Regions from separate parts of the Homo sapiens genome. Here region 1 is linked to region 2. The links are chromatin contacts, found by Hi-C in ENCODE. All regions are on one chromosome and are shown on one strand. The core of a region is the stretch at or near the end of the contact, and the rest is flanking DNA. Distances in the headings are between cores, read along the strand shown.

Region 1 (6,252 bases), core at 232-2,731, 190 kb after region 2:
GTTCTGAAAATGAGGAGTCAGGGCCCGCAAGAGGGGCTGGAACCTCACCAAAGTGTGTGTGTGTGTGTGTACATGTACGGAGGCCCTGATGCCCAATTCTGTCCCTGACAGCTGAGCTGTGGGTCTCCTGCTATATTTGCCTATGTCGATGATCAGGGCCACATTACAAGTGTGTTGGGGGGGGGGCACGTAAGGGACATGGGTGTATGTGTGTGATCCCTGTGTGCATGGCTAGATGATTCTCCCAGGGGGGTTGTCAGCCGCCTGGGCATCAGTTGGTCAGTGTGTCCAAGGCCTGTGGGTACATCTGGGCAACCCAGTGTGTGTGTGTGTGTGTGTGTCTGTGTGTTGTGTTGTGACAGCCAGTGTTGCTTTGTATCTGTGACGCTGTGTATCTCTTTGTATTGGGGTCCTTTGCATTCACTTCCAGGTGTTTGGTGTGTGTTTATGTGACATTGTGTATCTTCCCTTCATTAGTGTCATCTTATTTATTTAGTTATTTTTTTTCAGACAGGGTCTTGCTCTGTCACCCAGGTTGGAGTGCAATGGCACTATCATGGCTCACTGCACCCTTGACCTCCCCGGGCTCAAGGGATCCCCCCACTTCAGCCTCCTAAGTAGCTGGGACCACAGGCATCCACCACCACACCCAGCTAATTTTTGTATTTTTGGTAGAGAGGGGTTTTGCCATGTTGTCCAGGCTGGTCTTGAACTCCTGAGCTCAAGCAATCCACTGGCCTCGGCCTCTCAATCATCAGTGTCATTCTGTACATCGGGGTGTACTGCCACAACTGCCAGTGTGTTCTGGCACTGCGATGTGTGTGTGTTGTGTATGTGTCTGCGTGTAGGAATTGTGTGTCTGGAAGGTGTCAGCGTGTGGCTGTGTGATCTTGCATGTGTCTGTGTTCTGCAGGAACATGCGTCAGTGTGTGTGCATCAGTGTGCATCTCTATGTGTCATGCACTGGTGTGTCTTCGTGTATATCAGTGTGTGTCTACGTGACGCCTGCTTTGGTGTATGTCTATACGCGGTTCCTTGTTGTGTGCCTGGATACCATGGTGGGACGGTGCATGTCAGAGCGTGGGTCGTGGGTGTTTTCCCAGACTGCTGTGTGTGTGTGCCCGTGTGTAGGGGTTGTGTGTCTGTGCCTTGTGTGCACTGGTGTCCGAGTGTGCTTTGTGTTCGAAGGCGGAACGTGTGGCCAGGCGTTCTGGACGTGACATGTGTGGCGGGGTCCGAGTCCCGCTGCGTGTCAGCGTGTGTCTGCGCTGGAACGCGGGCCAGCACGTGTCAGGGCGGCCGCGTCGGTGTGCGCCCCCGCGCGCGCGTGTGCGTGTGTTCGTGTGTGTGTGTGCATGTGTGTGCTTGTGTGTGTGCGCCGGCCGCCGCTCCCCCGCCCTGCCCGCCCCTCCCCGCGCCCCTCCTCCCGCCCGCGCCGCCCGCCCGCTCCCTCTCCCCGGAGTGCGCCGCTTCCAAACTTTGTCTAAACTTTCACTTTCACAGCGCGGCGGCTGCGGCGGCGGCGGCGGCGGGCGAGGGTGACCGGCCGAGCGGCGGCGGCATGGAGTAGACGCGCGGCGGCAGCGGCGGCGGCGGCGGACGCGAGAGGCAGCGGCGAGCGCGGCGGCGGCGGCGGCAGCGGCGGCCCCGGAGCCGGCGGGGCCGAGCTTGCGAGCGGCGAGCGCGGAGCGGCGCCGGGCCGAGCGCGGGGCCGCGGGCCGGGCGGGCGCAGCGCGGCGGAGGCCGGAGGAGCCGAGCCGGAGCCCGAGCCCGAGCGCGGCCGCCGCCTGCCGGGCCTCCCCTCGCCGCGGCCGGCCGCCGCGCTCCCGCCCGGGCGCCCAGCTATGTACTCCCCGTACTGCCTCACCCAGGTACCGGCCGCCGCCCCCGCGCGACCGGGGGAGGGGAGCGGGCGCGGGAGGCCGGCCGGCGGCGCGGGCGGAGGGGACGCGCGGCGGCCGGGAAGGGGGGGCCGAGAGCCCGCGGGCCGCCGAGGGGTGCAGGCTGTGCCGCGGGGAGCCCAGGCACGCGTGCGGGCGTCACCGTGCGCGTGCGACCCTGGCCACCGGGCGGACTCCTTTTGGGGGTTCCGGGGGTGGCCAGCTGCGTCGTGGCGCTGCCCGTGGAGCGCAGGCGGGAGTGCGTGTACGTGTGTGTGTGTGTGTGTGTGTGTGTGTGCGCGCTCGACTGGGGTGCGATGGGCAGCGGGACTCCGGCTGACCTGTGGGCTACTGTAGCGCGCACCCGGGCAGCGTGGTCGCTGGCAGTGTTTGCGGGGTTGACAGAGTGGCAAGAGGGTGGTCCCGAGGGCGCAGAGGGGACACTGGGTCCCGCGACGCTTCCTGGGGAGGGCGCAGCGGTTCCCGAGGGTGGCAGTGGCCGGCGTGCGTGGCGGCGGCCCTTGCGTGCGGCCGGGGTGCCTGGGGTGGGCCGAGCGGCCCGGGCGTCTCCCCAAAGTCTTTGTTTAGGCCTCACATGGGAGCGGGGCTAAGAAAATGGCGGGGCTCCCAAATTTCGGAGGGGCAGGGGAGGGGAGAGGGGGGCGGGCGCGCTGCCAGCGGTGGCCGCGCCTCTCCGACCCCGGACGTCGCAGCCTCTGCCCCCCCACCCCCAAACTTTCCTCGGCGCAAACTTTCTGGCCCCAGCGACCCGGGCTGCTGCGGAGTGGACCCGGCAGGCCTGGGGAATCCCGTCCCGTCGCCTGGAGGCGGGAGGGGCGGGAGGCAGCCGTGGACACAGCCGACAGTGCTGCGGCCACACCGTCGGGTCAGCCTCGGGCACAACAGCGCCGACCTTGGCGCGTTGCTAGAGCGCGTCCCGCCTGCAGCGAAGTTCCCTGCGCGGCGCACGGCTGCGGCAAAAGCTTCGAGGATGCCTGTCGGGCCACCCAACTCTCCCTGGGCTGTGGCCTGAGGCTCTAAGAGGGCACAGAAGCTGCCCAGAGTCCCACAGTGGCCCTGACAGCGTTGCCTGCAGGGCCAAGCCACAGCTGGTAACAGTCTCCGAAGAGGGGACATCTAGGGGCTGCTTAGCCCTGCTGCCAGCCAGGCCTGCATGTGGGGGTTCTCTAGGCCAGGCCCTAATTGTCCCCTCTGCCCAGCCTGATCCTTGTCAGCCATGTGCCAAGTGTGTCCACAGCTTACAGTGGCAGTCCACATGGGTATGGCTCCTACTTTGTCTGGGTCCTACCGGGAGTGTGCAGTGGTGTCAAGGGGCGAGGGGTTTGTCGGGGTGTGTGTCAGCTGTGGCTACACCACACTCCTGTATGCACAGGTGAGAGTGTATGCAAGTGTGAATCAATCTAGAGTCTGTGTGTAGCCCCTGTGGGCCGGCCATGGGCAGGCCTGCGTGGCATGGCCGTGTGTGTGGCCCAGGGAGCGGGTTTTCCTGTAGAAAGCAGGCCCAAGTACGTGTTGGCGAGGGCGCACCGGCATGCATACATGTTGCAGTGTGCATGCAGGTGTGAGCAGGCACCCTGAGCACCATGGCAGTGTGGGGAACCCCCACATCTGCACCTCCAGTTCCACGGCCACTCCATGTTGGGCGCCCCTCACAACAACTGCCTACCCAGCGGTGTCTGAGCTGGGCCTCTTTGGTGCTACACTTGGCTGGGCTGTGTGGCCGATGTTTGGGGCCTAGTGGAACCAAGACCCCACGCTCAAGCAGCCCCTTGCCCACCAGGCTGCCAGCCCGGCCTCCCATGCCAAGCACGCCAGACATCTGAGCCTGCTCCCCCATGGCTTGGGTGAGACACCAGCCCCTCAGATTTCACAGCACCCTGGGAGAGAAAATGCCTGTGGATACGCCGGTGACATGGCTAGGAAGGGGCTGGGGCGGCTGCGAGACCCAGGGCGATGGCCGGTGCTTGGCTCTGTGTGATTGTAGGCCCAGGTTACGACAGTTCCAGTGTGCCAGGATGGCTGGAGAGGGGAGTGGGCATGGTGTCTCCAGGCTGCCAGCCCTTCATGGTGGGCAGGGAAACCCTTCAGCTCTGGGCAGGTGGCTGCTGTCGGCTGGTCAGTGGGGTCTGGCCTGCCCCTCCCTAACAATCACATCTCTGTTTTTACAAATCTTTCTGCTTCCATGGTTTGCCCCGCTGGTCTCTGTTTTTATGACAACCTCTTTCCTTTGCTGTCTTTTTCTCGGTCTGTTTTTATCGGTCTCTGGTGTATTCTGCCCTTTTCCATCTCTCTTTCTCCATCTCTGTCCTTTTGTATGTCTCTGACTGTCTCTGTCTCTGATTCCAGTTTTGGCCCCATCTCTGCTCCCCCCTCCACTGGCGTCTCGGACTCTCTCTCTCTCTGTCTCTCTGGCCTGCCTCTCTCTCTTTCCCTCTCTCTCTCTCCCTTTTCTTTTTTTCAAACCAGAATTGGCTTCGATTTTAAAGTCAATAAATGATTGAGCAGGAACGAGCTTGGAGCAGCGGGGCCCTGGCGGGGAAAGGTACTGTGGGCGAGGGGGAAGGGCGGGGGGAAAAATCTCCTTCTAGAAAAAGCATCGAAATTCAGGGCGGCCGGGTGGGGCGGTTCCTGGAGCTGCTGGAGTCCATTGTAGCCACAGTCCTGAGTCTCAGGCGGAGAGAGGGGTGGGGGGTGGATGGATGGACCCCCATCCCCATCCCAACCCTGCCAAGAAACAGAGACACAACCAGGATGTGAACTCACGTACACCACCATCACCGCCAAGATGGGGATGTAAGTGTCCTGTTCACACCGATGTCCAGACCCACGACCATCGACGAGCCTACAGACCTACGGACACAGGAAACCGACGACTTGTGTTCACACTGTCACACACACCCATTAACACACACGCACCTCTTGAAATGGGACACGTATATTGGTGTAGGCTTAGCGACACAGCAGTACCTCTTTGACGCACGTATGGACACAGGAAACTGTGGACTTGTGTTCACAACCACCCCCAGCGCACACATAAACACTCACAAACCCCTCGAGATGATACAGATAGCGACGAAGGCACATGGAGACCACGACACCTCCCAGACTCATGGAGCCCTGAGCACATGCTTGGATACAGGTAGACACAAATGTGTGTTCACCCCCACACATGCTCACATGGACCCAAGGACGGACAGGCGGATGGATGGATACACATCTTTACACAGAGACATAATGCAGTTGGCTCGCTCAGGTGTGTACACAAATAACTTTTCTTTTTCTATTTTTTTTTTTTTTGAGACGGAGCCTTGCTCTGTCGCCCAGGTTGGAGTGCAGTGGCGTGATCTCGGCTCACTGTAACCTCTGCCTCCCGGGTTCAAGCAATTCTCTGCCTCAGCTTCCCGAGTAGCTGGGATTACAGGTGCCCGCCACCACGCCCGGGTAATTTCTGTATTTTTTAGTGAAGATGGGGTTTCACCATCTTGGCCCGGCTGGTCTTGAACTTCTGACCTCGTGATCCACCTGCCTCGGCCTCCCAAAGTGCTGGGATTACAGGCATGAGCCACTGCACCCGGCCACAAATACCTTTTCAAACACACACACACACACACACACACACACAAATATGCACCAATGCGTGCTTCCCCCTCCTTGCCACAGGGATAAAAAGGCAAACATGCCGACATTTGCTGACACACACAAAGACATACATGGCCGCACACACGGATACACCCGCTCTCAGACACGCAGCGACCTACGCCCATTTTCCTGGCCATACAAGCAGCCGAACGTTCCTGTACTTCTGTATCTGCATAGCTCCCCCAACACTCCTTCCATGGGAGGGGGATGGCTGGGGCTTCCCTGATGCCCCCTTCCCCCAGCTTTCTCTCTGGGTCACTCTGGCCACCCCTCTGTCCCTGCGAAGCTATAGCTCTCTGTCCCTGCTCCGGCCTGGTGCCCTGTTTTCATGGCACTTGGCATTTTCTCTCCGGCTCTGGCCCTGCCTGATTCATGCCCACTGCTGGGGTGGGAGGTGTGCCCAGGTGTGGGCCGGGATGGGGTAGCTCATGAGATGAGCTGGGGCTCCGTGAGATGTTTTGATGCTGGGCCGAGCTCAGAGCCGAGGGCTCTGCCGGGAACAGGGTGCTCCAGTCTCTCTAGGGCCTGGAATGTCTTGTGTAGCCTCAAGAGCTCCCAGACGGAGGCTGCGGGAGCGGAGTCAAGGGCTAGGCTTTGCCGTCAGACAGAAATGGGTTCGAGCTCCAGCTCTACATGTTCTAATCTTGCGACCTGAAGCACAGGATTTTCCTGGCCTGTAAAATGGGCAAAAACCAGTGTCTATCTCTTGGGC
Region 2 (6,727 bases), core at 2,339-4,838:
GGCCGAGGCGGGAGGACTGCTTGAGCCCAGGAATTCAAGACCAGCCTGGGCAACATGGAGAGACCCCCTACTCTACAAAAATAAATAAATAAATAAAAATAAAAAATAAATTAGCCTGCCATGGTGGCATGCGCCTGTAGTCCCAGCTACTCAAGAGGCTGATACAGGAGGACCATTTGTGCCAAGGAGTTTGAAGCTGCAGTGAGCCATGATTATGCCCTTGCATTCCAACCTGGGTAACAGAGCAAGATCTTGTCTCAAAATAAATAAATTAAATAAATAAACAAACTGATCATAATAAATTGGTTTGTATATGCTAGCACAGCACCGGGAGATTTACTTACCTTCATTATGTCAATTATGCCATTTATCACTTGACAACCCTGCTGTCAGGTGGCATTGTGCCTTCTAGGTAGGGCCATGGTCACACCCCTGAAGACAGAAGTCAGCTTCAAATGGCGGGCACCAAGGATGTTGTAGGACACTCACAACTGGGCAGGCTGGCACAGCCTGGAAGTGTCAGGTTGTAGTTCCTCTGGCCCACTTACCCCGTATATGAGCTTGGAAGGTTGGCTTGCTGTCTCTGGGTCTTGGTTTCCCCACCTGAGACTCGTGGAAATATTAAATGAGGCCAGGCATGGTGGCTGGCTCACACCTGTAATCCCAGCACTTTGGGAGGCTGAGATGGGAGTATCACTTGAGCCCAGGAGTTCCAGACCAGCCTGGGCAACATGGTGAAACACCGTCTCTGCAAAAAATACAAAAAATTAGCCAGGCACAGTGGCATGTGCCTGTAGTCCCAGCTACTTGGTAGGCCGAGGTAGGAGGATTGCTTGAGCCCAGGAGGTTGAGGCTGCAGTGAGCTGTGACTGCGCCACTGCACTCCAGCCTGGGCGACAGAGCGAGACCCTGTCTCAAAAAAAAAAAAAAAAAAAAAAAAAAAGCTTAAATGAGATAATCTGTGGCAGGGTGTCTGGCATAGAAGCAGAGTCTAGCGAATATGTGCTTCTCTTATTCGTTAGTATCTTTATCTTTCTCCCTCTCTGGGGGAGGGGATTGGGAGTAGGCCCCCTCCACGTAGGTCTTCACCTCTGCCCTCCTTCTCTAGAAGTCGAGGACTCAATCCTTGGCCCGTGGGGAAAGTGGCGGTGTCTCTGCGACCTGGGCAAGCAGGAGCGCAGCCGCGAGGTAGTGGGCACAGCGCCGGGCCCGGTTTTCATGGACCCGGAGAAGCTGATCCAGTTACGGCCCTGCCGGCAACGGGATTGTCCATCCTGCAAGCCCTTCGACTGCGACTGGAGGCTCTGAGCCCGGGTGAGAGAGCAGGGCCGGGGCAAGTTGCGGGGCCCAGGGTGGGCGCGGAGGGAGGATGTGCGGTGCGGGGCGGGTATGAAGCGAGTTTGAGGAAGGGAGAACTGGGGCTCCAAGTCTTGAGTGACTTGAGGCTGATTTGGTTAGGGGGAAGCTGAGTCAGGAGCCGTGAGCCCCGCTGATATCTAGGGAGAAAAGGAGAAAAGTGGAGGGGGCGCCGGGCGCCGGGGCTCACGCCTGTAATTCCAGCATTTTGGGAGGCCGAGGCAGGCGGATCTCTTGAGTCCTGGAGTTCAAGATTAGTCTGGGCAATATCGTTGAGATCACCTCTCCATAAAAATTTTTAAAATTAGGCCGGGCGCGGTGGCTCACGCCCGCAATCCCAGCACTTTGGGAGGCCAAGGCAGGCGGATCACAAGGTCAGGAGATCGAGACCATCCTGGCTAAAACGGTGAAACCCCGTCTCTACTAAAAATATAAAAAATTAGCTGGGCGCGGTGGCGGGCGCCTGTAGTCCCAGCTACTCGGGAGGCTGAGGCAGGAGAATGGCATGAACCCGGGAGGCGGAGCCTGCAGTGAGCCGAGATCGCGCCACTGCACTCCAGCCTGGGCGACAGAGCGAGACTCTGTCTCAAAAAAAACCAACCAAACAAACAAACAAACAAAAACATTTAAGTTAGATGAGCGTGGCGGCACATGCCTGTGGTCCCAGCTACTCGGTACGATGGGGAGGAAGGATCGCTTGAGCCTGGGAGGCAAAGGTTACAATAAGCCGAGATCGCTACACTGCTATCCAGCCTGGGCAACAGAGTAACATCCTGTCTCAAAAAAAAAAAAAAAAAAAAAAAAAAAAAAAAAGTGGAGGGGGAGGCGAAGAGGAGTAAAAGGAGATAAAGAGACAATGAACTAGGACCCTGAGGAAGGGGCATGAGCCTGGTAAGGGGCGGGAACCCACAGGCAGAGGACATGAGCCCCAGTGAGCCCAGGGAATAGAAGTGGTGGATGCCAGGCACTGTGGCTGGCTCAGGCTTGTAATCCCAACACTTTGGGAGGCTGAGGCGACCGGATCGCTTGAGCCCAGGAGTTTGAAGCCAGCCTGGGCAACATAATGAGACCCCGTCTCTACAAAAAATACCAAAAATAGTCGGGCATGGTGGTGTGGTGTGCACCTGTAGTCCAGCTGCTTGGGAGACTGAGGTGGGAGGATCGCGTCAGCCCAGGAGGTGGAGGTTGCAGTGAGCCAAGATCGCGCCACTGCACTCCAGCCTGGACAACAGAGAGAGACCCTGTCTAAAAAAAAAAGAAGGCCGGGTGCGGTGGCTCACGCCTGCAATCCCAACACTTTGGGAGGCCGAGGCGGGCGGATCACAAGGTCAGGAAATCGAGACCAACCTGGCTAACACGGTGAAACCCCATCTCTACTAAAAAGTACAAAAAATTAGCCGGGTGTGGTGGCGGGCGCCTGTAGTCCCAGCTATTCGGGAGACTGAGGCAGGAGAATGGCGTGAACCCGGGACGCGGAGCTTGCAGTGAGCGGAGATGGCGCCATTGCACTCCAGCCTGGGCGACAAGAGCGAGACTCTGTCTCAAAAAAAAAAAAAAGAAAAAAAAAAAGTGGGTCGAGGGGTGGGGGTGGGGACATTCATTCTAAGTTGGGAGGAATGAGCTTCTATAGGGAGCAGAGACCCTGAGCAGGAGTCCACCGAGGTCTGTGATCTCCAACGGGGGTGGGGAAGGCTTGGCCTGAATGAGACAGAGGTTAGGAAGCACAGATCTTGCACGGAGTGGAGGTGGGCCGAAGGGAGCAACCAAGAGAGGGAGTTTGGGGACTCCAAATCCAAAAGCCTGGGTTTAGTGGAAGCGGGGCTACCTGGTCCAGGGGACTTAGAATGTGTACAGAAGCAGGGACCGCAAGTACAGGGCCTGAATCCAAGTGGCAGTTGGGGACCCAGTGATGCGGTGACCCGTGTCCTGGGAGTGGGGTGATATTTGACTCTCTAGTTCCCCGTTAGGCTGGGTCTTCGAAGCTACGTCTCAGTTTCCCTCTTATTTCCCCCTCTTCCCACCGGGCCACGCAGGCGGGGCCCCAGAGACCGTGAAGCAGAGCTTGCAAAGTGACCCCGTCCACCGAATTCCCCAAGCTGAGTGTTCGGCCATAGCCCTTCGGGACTACAATTCCCAGGAGGGCGCACGGCAGCGACGTCGGCGTCGGCTGCGTAAGCGTCCACGGCGGCGGGAGCGCCAGGGGCGTGTTCTGCCCGCGGATTGGCCGGAAGCAGGCGCCGCTTCGAGGCCCGCGGAAAACGCGCGCCGAGACCCGCTCCTGCAGTATTAGTTCTTGCAGCTGGTGGTGGCGGCTGAGGCGGCATGGATCTCAGCGAGCTGGAGAGAGACAATACAGGCCGCTGTCGCCTGAGTTCGCCTGTGCCCGCGGTGTGCCGCAAGGAGCCTTGCGTCCTGGGCGTCGATGAGGCGGGCAGGGGCCCCGTGCTGGGTGCGCCCCTAGGGCCAGGGAGGGGAGGGGCGTGGTACGGAGGATGCGGGAAACGGGAGTCGGGATTGCACTGCACCAAGGGAGGGGATGTGGTCGTGGTGATGGCACCTAAAGAAGCAGTGATGATAGAACAGGGATGAATGGCAACTTTCACGGGCTCAGTGATTGGACCCCGGCTGCCAGAAAACTGACACCCCTTCTCCCCAGGCCCCATGGTCTACGCCATCTGTTATTGTCCCCTGCCTCGCCTGGCAGATCTGGAGGCGCTGAAAGTGGCAGGTGAGCCCGAGGTGTGCGTCTGGGGAAGGGATTCCTGGGTATGTGCAGGGGCAGGTGAGAACTGAAAGGGGAGGGCAGGAACTGGGAGAACCAGCTGTTCCCCTTCTCTTCCAAACCTCCTCCCAGACTCAAAGACCCTATTGGAGAGCGAGCGGGAAAGGCTGTTTGCGAAAATGGAGGACACGGACTTTGTCGGCTGGGCGCTGGATGTGCTGTCTCCAAACCTCATCTCTACCAGCATGCTTGGGCGGTGAGGGGTCCCCGGGAGGGGCAGCCAGCATGGGCTGACCAAGCTTTGTTCCTAGAATGAGATTAACTGGGCTCTGTTCCCCACCACAGGGTCAAATACAACCTGAACTCCCTGTCACATGATACAGCCACTGGGCTTATACAGTATGCATTGGACCAGGGCGTGAACGTCACCCAGGTGAGTTAACTGTAAGTTGTCCCCATTTGGTCATCTCAGGATAAAATGGGGACAAAACAGGAGTTCGAGACTGCAGTGAGCCATGATCATGCCACAGCACTCCATCCTGGGTGACAAAGGAAGCCCCCCAACTCAAAAATGGAGGCAGGGCGCAGTGGCTCACGCCTATAATCGCAGCACTTTGGGAAGCCGCGGCGGGTAGATCACCGGAGGTCAAGAGTTCGAGACCAGCCTGACCAACATGGTGAAACCCCGTCTCTACTAAAAATACAAAAATTAGCTGGACGTGGTGGCAGGCGCCTGTAATCCTAGCTACTCAGGAGGCTGAGACAGGAGAATCGCTTGAACCCAGGAGGCAGAAGTTGCAGTGAGCCAAGATTGTGCCATTGCACTCCAACCCGGGCAACAGAGCAAGACCCTGTCTCAAAAAAATAAAAAATAAAAAATAAACTAAAAATGGGAGACCAGGCGCAGTGGCTCACGGCTGTAATCCCAGCGTTTCAGGAGGCTGAGGCAGGCAGATCACCTGAGGTCAGGAGTTGAAGACCATCCTGGCCAACATGGTGAAACCTCATCTCTACTGAAAATACAAAAAATTAGCCCAGCATGGTGGCGGGTGCCTGTAATCCCACCTATTGGTGAGGCCGAGGCAGAAGAATTGCTCGAACCCGGGAGGCGGAGGTTGCAGTGAGGTGAGATCGCGCCATTGCACTCCAGCCTGGGGGACAGAGCGAAAAATAAAAATAAAAATAAAATAAAAAATAAATGTGGGCAAAAATGTGCAGTGTGCAGATTCAGCATCAGATACGTCTGGAGTGCCTCGGGCATATTCATTGCTACTGTTGATTTCGTGCTCCTGTTTCTGCCCTAAATGTGTGCCACACTGACGACCACAGTGTAGCCCCTAGTCCCGTCTCCATCTAATCTCTCCCTCATCCTAAAGGCTCAGTCTCCAGAACAAATCCTACATTGTCTACCTGTCACCTCTGTCCTAGCCCAGGACACCCCCCACTCCCTGGACACCTGCTGAGTGTCGTCTCTCGTCCCTCACCCTCCTATCCCCTCCAATCTGTTCCCCAAGCAGCAACAGAAGGTAGTCTTTTTGAAATGCACATCTCGACATTTAGTTTTCCGATCACAGTGGAAATTAAATCAGGAAAATTCACAGTCGAGTGGGGCAGAATTACATTAAATTACCAGAGAAAAACATAAATCAGCATTGCCTCGAATGCTCTCAATGAAAGAATGGACCGTTCTGAGAGAATAACAAGGCAAAATAACCTTGACGTAGGAATTGTATGCTGGGTATGGTGGCTCACGCCTGTAATCCCAGCACTTTGGGAAGCTGAGGTGAGCAAATTGGTTGAGGCTAGGAGTTCCAGACCAGCCTGGGCAACATAGCGAGACTCCATCTCCACAAAAAGAAGAAGAAAGAAAGGAATTATAGCAAGGTAGACCCTGCTGAGGAGGGACCTGAGGACCAGGCCCAAATGCAGAGCTGGCGATACAGTAACTGGTGTAGACAGACAAGGGCCCTACCCGTAGGCGTTCAGGGCCTAGCCTGGGCAGAAAGATGGTCAGCTGGAGGTTGGGCGCAGTAGCTCACGCCTGTAATCCCAGCACTTTGGGAGGCCGAGGCGGGCGGATCATCAGGTCAGGAGTTCGAGACCAGCCTGACCAACATGGTGAAACCCCATCTCTACTAAAAATAAAAAATAAAAAAATAAAACATGAAAGATGGTCAGCTGGTAAACAAAAAATAAAGGTTGTTTCTGAAAACAGTAGTGCTGTGGAGATACCACTTTCCCCCAGCAGCTCTTGGACCCTCTCTTCGGTGCTGCAGCCAAAGGCCCCCATGCATGGGCCCAGCATCATGAACCTGGTCCCAGCTCAGGGCCTTTGTACTGGCTGTTCTCACACCTAGAGCCCTCTTCCCCAGATCTCTGCACAGTTCACTTCCTCACCTCCTTCAAGCCTTTATTCACCACTACACCTAGCTAACTTTTTATTTTTTGTAGAAACAGGGTCTCCATATGTTGCCCAGGTTGGTCTCAACCACCTGCCCTCAAGCGATCCTCCCACTTCGGCTTCCTAAAGTGTTGGGATTACAGGCTTGTGCTAACGCACTCTACCAATTTTTTTCTAGTGTTTTCTGCCACCTCAGTTCCTAGAACAGTATGTGGCATGCAGTAGGTGCTAAATAAGTTAGAGTAAAA

Evidence for each region. A loop is a pair of places that touch in the nucleus more often than their neighbours do. Pooled maps may share reads with other maps.
Region 1: a pooled map shows a loop between it and region 2 (3-fold over the local background). The contact joins the promoter of NFIX here to the promoter of RNASEH2A in region 2. A Hi-C loop is called at or near these places in 1 of 168 maps with a recorded cell type or tissue (sigmoid colon) and 1 of 50 pooled maps.

What each region holds. Positions count from the first base shown.
Region 1 is chr19:12,993,994-13,000,245 of GRCh38, forward strand. NFIX (nuclear factor I X) reads left to right here and starts at 1,482. Exons shown (of 11, transcript NM_001365902.3): 1 at 1,482-1,871. The coding sequence starts at 1,845. RefSeq lists a silencer at 1,429-1,588 and an enhancer at 1,763-2,351.
Region 2 is chr19:12,802,996-12,809,722 of GRCh38, forward strand. It overlaps RNASEH2A (ribonuclease H2 subunit A), which reads left to right and starts at 3,589. Exons shown (of 8, transcript NM_006397.3): 1 at 3,589-3,805; 2 at 4,013-4,084; 3 at 4,211-4,334; 4 at 4,424-4,511. The coding sequence starts at 3,679. It overlaps THSD8 (thrombospondin type 1 domain containing 8), which reads left to right. Exons shown (of 2, transcript NM_001386800.1): 2 at 1,109-1,394. The coding sequence ends at 1,308. RefSeq lists a cis regulatory region at 2,836-3,868 and enhancers at 3,313-3,442, 3,643-3,692.